Linked DNA regions of Homo sapiens: region 2 is linked to region 1. The links are chromatin loops, found by intact Hi-C in ENCODE. Cell type or tissue: IMR-90. All regions are shown on one strand. Each heading gives the region's core, and the rest is flanking DNA. Links, peaks and the distances in the headings are about the cores only. Region 1 overlaps DCAF6 (DDB1 and CUL4 associated factor 6). Region 2 overlaps DCAF6 (DDB1 and CUL4 associated factor 6).

The links. Peaks named below come from ENCODE experiments on the same cell type or tissue, not always from the same donor. Only the 100,000 strongest peaks of a DNase experiment are listed, where the experiment ranks them.
Region 2: it touches region 1 in a loop (1.8-fold over the local background); 3 of 110 quality-filtered maps call a loop at or near these places.

Annotation. Positions count from the first base shown.
Region 1 is chr1:168,003,536-168,006,467 of GRCh38, forward strand. It overlaps DCAF6 (DDB1 and CUL4 associated factor 6), which reads left to right. Exons shown (of 22, transcript NM_001198956.2): 9 at 335-454; 10 at 998-1,258. Among named protein-coding and RNA genes, the nearest start is that of MIR1255B2, 6.3 kb to the left of the region's middle. In IMR-90, for the core only: no CTCF peak of the experiment used is centred there; no DNase peak of the experiment used is centred there.
Region 2 is chr1:168,056,920-168,059,851 of GRCh38, forward strand. All of the region lies in intron 17 of DCAF6 (DDB1 and CUL4 associated factor 6), which reads left to right. Among named protein-coding and RNA genes, the nearest start is that of MIR1255B2, 60 kb to the left of the region's middle. In IMR-90, for the core only: no CTCF peak of the experiment used is centred there; a DNase peak (open chromatin) is centred at 1,212.

The DNA of each region.
Region 1 (2,932 bases), core at 205-2,704:
AGCCTTTCTTGGCTGGGTACTCTTAGAACTAAAAATTTAGGTTGAGGTAGGAAGTGGGAGGTTTAGTGGTACCTAAGAATAGGCAAAGATGAAGGAGAGGTGAGCCCTGTTCTCAAGAAACCTTACCATACACATGGAAAGTCACTGATATAAACAATTACTATAAAATGTGATGAGAGCTCTAATAGATTTATATACATTCATACAATTTATTTAGGAAATTTGATTTTTAAAAATATGCTTTCATTTTAAAGCCCTTCAAATCTAGGTTTTTGTATTAATGAAAGATTCTGACTTATTACTAAACTCACTGATAAGACCTATATTGTAATAGGAGAGCAGAGTCCCAATGTGTCATTGATGCAGAGAATGTCTGATATGTTATCAAGATGGTTTGAAGAAGCAAGTGAGGTTGCACAAAGCAATAGAGGACGAGGAAGATCTCGACCCAGAGGTAATTTTTAATGTTAATTAAAGTCATCAGAAAGCTGGCAAAAACTACTTATTGAAGCCAGTTTTTATTTCTATCATGTAAATTATACCATGTTTTACATCTGTAATAATCACAAGGTTCTTATTGTGTGGTGTGAAGTAGTAGAGAATAAAAGATATTGGATATAATTTGTCCCTTCTGGTGCCATTGGACCTAGTGCGTATCTTTTGCTTTTCTCAAAGTAAAGTAGAAGAATCTGAGGTTTCCTATTTTAAGCCTTTTTTTAATGCACTCTGAGAATGGAAATATATAAAATTCTGTGTATAAACAAGTTTTATGTAATAGGAAAGATTGATTGCTTTAACAAGAATATGTTGTAGATAAGTTTTTATCCCTCTTGACTGGCCTATTTTGTCAAATGGGCCAAATCACCAGTAGTTATTATCACTGAAATTATATATTTGTGTGTGTAAATATAAATGTGTTTTCTGAGCATATCTGTTTAGAGTTGTTGGTTTTAGAAAATATTTAAAATTTGAATTTGCCTTAACATGTGTTTTGAAGGTGGAACAAGTCAATCAGATATTTCAACTCTTCCTACGGTCCCATCAAGTCCTGATTTGGAAGTGAGTGAAACTGCAATGGAAGTAGATACTCCAGCTGAACAATTTCTTCAGCCTTCTACATCCTCTACAATGTCAGCTCAGGCTCATTCGACATCATCTCCCACAGAAAGCCCTCATTCTACTCCTTTGCTATCTTCTCCAGACAGTGAACAAAGGCAGTCTGTTGAGGCATCTGGACACCACACACATCATCAGTCTGGTGAGGATAAGTATGCTGTGGTTCATCTAATGATTTTTGATAGTGAAAATTTCTTTACTGGCTATTTTGAAAGATACTAAATCACATCAACTTCTTGTTGGAATAAATGATCAAAATGACATGTAATATATGGTTATGTAACTTAAACACAAAAATTAATTATGTCTTACTTGCATGAATTTTAACAAATAGCAGGAATCTTCAATTTATATAAAACAATTGTTTTAAAAGTACAAGTACCAAAAGATAGTGTTTTGACATAGTTTAATGTGCCTGACTTAAATATTATTTTATAGATTATTAGAGACCAAAATATCTTTCTAGATTTATTTGGTTTTATGTCTATATTAAAGTGATTATGAAAATATCAGTATTAGTTTCACTTTGCTTATATTCTTGATTATTTCCCTCAAATAATGCAGTACTTTTAATATACTCTCTATGGTGGATTTGATATGGTCTTTTGTCAACAACATATAATTTACCAAAAAATTTGTTTCTCTAGTATTTACATGAAAAAGAATTATTTTACCAAATGCTTATCTTCTTGATACTTGATGCTAGTGAAAATAACCTCTACGTTCTGTTAAAATGCTATTTTTTTCTCAGTATTATAAGTCTTTATGGTCAACTTTTTTCCCCTAACTATGGAATGTGCTAGTATTTATAATAGTAATTTTCAGCAGATGTATCTACAGTTTACTCGGTACTTTAAACTATATACATGTAATTATAAAAACCAATAAGATATTTATTCATAGTTTTCTTTGGTTCTTCTAAGGAAGAATTTTACTCAATATAGAGCCAGAATTATTAGCAACTAGAAATATAGCTGGCAGGCCTAAGCTGAAACCTATAAAAAAATTTCTAACAGCTTAGCTGCCAAGCTGTCACTTTATTCTTACATCTCTGGAAACTGATGCCAGATTACCAAATATGGGATGTTTTAATTTAAGCACTCTTTTATCAGTATATACCACTTTTAGTAATTCATTTTCAGTTTCTATGGGAATAAAAGCCAGAGTCAGTTACATAACTGTTAACACTGTATACATTTTATCCATAATAATAAGCTAAAGCTGAGCTACAGAATCAAGGTTTTCACACTCAGTTGACATAGCATTTTAATTTATGGAAAAATAAAATATTTTGGAAGATTTGGGAATTAAAAGCAGAAGTAGTTAAAAGTTTGTTTTTCAAAGCAGGTAAAATTGGGAAAAGCAAGAATTTTTAAAGTGATATTCTTGAACATATTGATCAATTATAAGTTTTTAGGAAAACTTAGCAAGAAGACTCTAGCTTACATTCAGCTTCCACTGAATCTCAACTAATTCTAGTTGTTTCTTAAATATATTTATGAGTAAAGTATTTGGAACTTTATTTTTTAAAGCTATCTAATGCATTTTAATTACTGCATTTCAAATTGCTAAATTCCTTTCAATATTTAATGTAAGTATTAAATGTGACAATCATTTGAATTATTGAAGAAGAAAAAATATCTTTGGTGGTCATGTGATGATTATTGAAACATTATGCAGTACTTTTACTCATAAATTATTTATAGGAAGTAAGGAAATATTTTTAACTGGGAGATTATTGAGAGAATTTTGGTTGACTAAGCTATAGATAATTAGAATATTTCCATGTTATCAAGACATTATCACTATTGAGAAA
Region 2 (2,932 bases), core at 170-2,669, 53 kb after region 1:
ACAGTAAAGAATTTCTTTCTACAGATTTATTCAAAATTCGCCAGCTATAATTCTAGTCATGTTCTTGTATTCTATCCATGGTACAGTATCCTTTATATAATAACCTTGTTTGGTAACTGAATTACTTAAGTCATTTCATTCCTGGTCCTCTCCTAATCTTTGATTATGCTGTTTTTTCCACCCTAAAAAGTCTTTGTTCTCTTGTAAGGTATTTTAATAATACCTATAATATCAGTTAATTTGTGCCATTCTACCTATGTGTAATGGTGTTTTATGAAAGGGTTTACCATCTTGAAAATGGTATGCAAATTAATTCATATTTTTTAGTGCTATTTAATGAATTTCTGCTTATATTTTAGCCTAGTTTTTTACTAAATGTGACTAGTACTTTTAAAACGGGTTTATAGACTGTTTCTGCTTCATGTAACTTCATACTTTAACCTTGGAGTTATCTCCAAGATTCCAGATTTTCTGGAATATGCAATAGTAAAATACAAAGTCAGGAGTCTAGGTTTTATTTTCTTAGGTTAGTTGTACATCCTTCAGATTTACTCTTTTCCTCCATTAAATGTTTCTTCCAAATAGAATAATAATTGATACTTTGAGCTGTTTCATTATTGCTTTGAAATTGCTGGATAATCAATTTTTTACCTATTATTTTGTTACTTCAATAAACCTGTTATGTGCTAGATACTCTGGTGGGTGCTGGTGATAATGATAACACAACGCCTACCCTCCTTGAGCTCTCAGTTCAGTGGGATACACAGACACATATACATAGTTACAATACAGTAATTGCATTGACAGGGCTTTGCAGGGCTTTGAGAGTATTAAGGACCCCTAATCTAACCTGAGGAAGGGGAGAATTGTATTTTTATAATTCTTGGTTTGTGACACATTATCATTGTTAGTTCATACTTGGCTCCTTTTCTTTCTTTCTTTAGATACCCATGAGCCCACCAACCAATCCAAGAACTAAAAAACTCGCTGTAACTTAAATCTACCTGTTCACCCTATTTTGTCCATCTGCCTACCACGCCAGTGGTAACCAGTGTCCTGAATGTTATGGTTATCATGCCTTGCTTTAAAAAACAAAACATAAACATATAAACATAAAGTTTTACCCACTTTTGAACTTTATATAAAAATGATGTCATACTGTATACAAGACTGGGACTCTTTTTTTTCCTCAGATATTATCTTACTGTGATTCATCCATGTTACATGTAGCTCTTGCCCAATCATTTTTACTGCTATCTAATAATCCATATTTGACTAAACCACAGTTTATCCATTTTCCTGTTAATGGACATTTAGGTTATTTCTAGTTTTTGGTATTAACAGTGCTGCTTTGAGCATTCTGAAATATTTCTCCTGATAACAGTTTTTCTTGCGTATATACCAAGGAATGGACCATTTACAAAATAATTTAAAATTGTTTTCCAAAGTGGGAGTGTAAATTAAATATAATATCTAACAATATTTTTTAAAAATCGTGTTTATTCACATCACTGATTCTTGTTGTCACATATCTTGATTTTTCTAATTGATTTGGTAAACAATAATATGGTCTTGATGTTCATTGCCCAATTTACAAATAAGATTATGCATCTCATGTTTTTCAGCCTGATCTCCTGATCTGGTTTTTTGTTTGTTTGTTTGTTTGTTTTGAGATGGAGTCTTGCTGTCACCAGGCTGGAGTGCAGTGGCACGATCTCAGTTCACTGGAACCTCTGCCTCCCAGGTTCAAGTGATTCTCCTGCCTTAGCCTCCCAGGTAGCTGGGATTACAGGTGCATGCCACCACACCCGGCTAATTTTTGTATTTGTAGTAGAGATGGGGTTTCACCATGTTAGTCAGGCTGGTCTTGAACTCCTAAACCTCAAGTGATCCACCTGCCTCGGCCTCCCAAAGTGCTGGAATTACAGGCATGAGCCACTGCACCCGGTCCTGATCTGGTTTTCTACTGGGTTGTTTTAATTGAGTTGTTTTTCTTTTCCTTATTGATTTATAAGAGTTCTTAATGCATTTTTGATACTAATCCACTATCGTGTATTAGTGTACAAATATTTTTTCTATTTTATGATTTTTTTCACTGTTTTTAGGCTGTTTTTTGATGAACCATTTTTAATTTTCACATTAAATTTTATCAATCTTTTATGCTTGTCACTTTCTTTTATTTACAAAATTCTTATCTGGAATTTTAAAATTTATCTGAATTTCCTTTTGAAGTTTTACTTTTGACATTTAAGTTACTAATTTATTTGGAACTGATTTTTGTTTATGATGTATATGTGTAACTTTTCCCTGCCCCATTTAGATAGCCAGTTTTTCCCCTGTACATTTATGAAATGGTGAATTTTCCCAGTGATCTGCTATCCCACCTATGTCATATTACAAAGATTTATATAAAACAGATTTGTTTCTAGGCTCTTTTGTTTCATCAGACAATTTGCCTGTCTCTCTGTCAGTATCATACTTTTGTAATTATTATAGCTTTTTAGTAAATCTTAATGGCGGCTAAGGCAAGACCCTTCCTTCTCTTTATTCATTTTTAGAAGGATCTTGGCTATTCTTTGTCCTTTGGTTGATTTTATAATCAACTTTTTCAGTTCTACAAATAAGTCATCAGAATATGCTTATAGTTGTAATAAATCTGTAAAATAAATTTGGGTGAAAATTGTTTATCTTTACAATACAAAGTTATGTCTACATTTATTTAGGCCTTTTTTTCTTTTTTCCTTGAGACAGGGTCTTGCTGTGTCGCCTAGGCTGGATTGCAGTGGCATGATCATGGCTCACTGCAGTTTTGACCTCCTAGGCTCAGGCGATCCTCCCACCTCAGCTTCCTGAGTAGCTGGGACCACAGATGTGTGCCACCACTCCTGGCTTATTTTTGTGATTTTTTTGTGGAGATGGGGTCTCACTATGT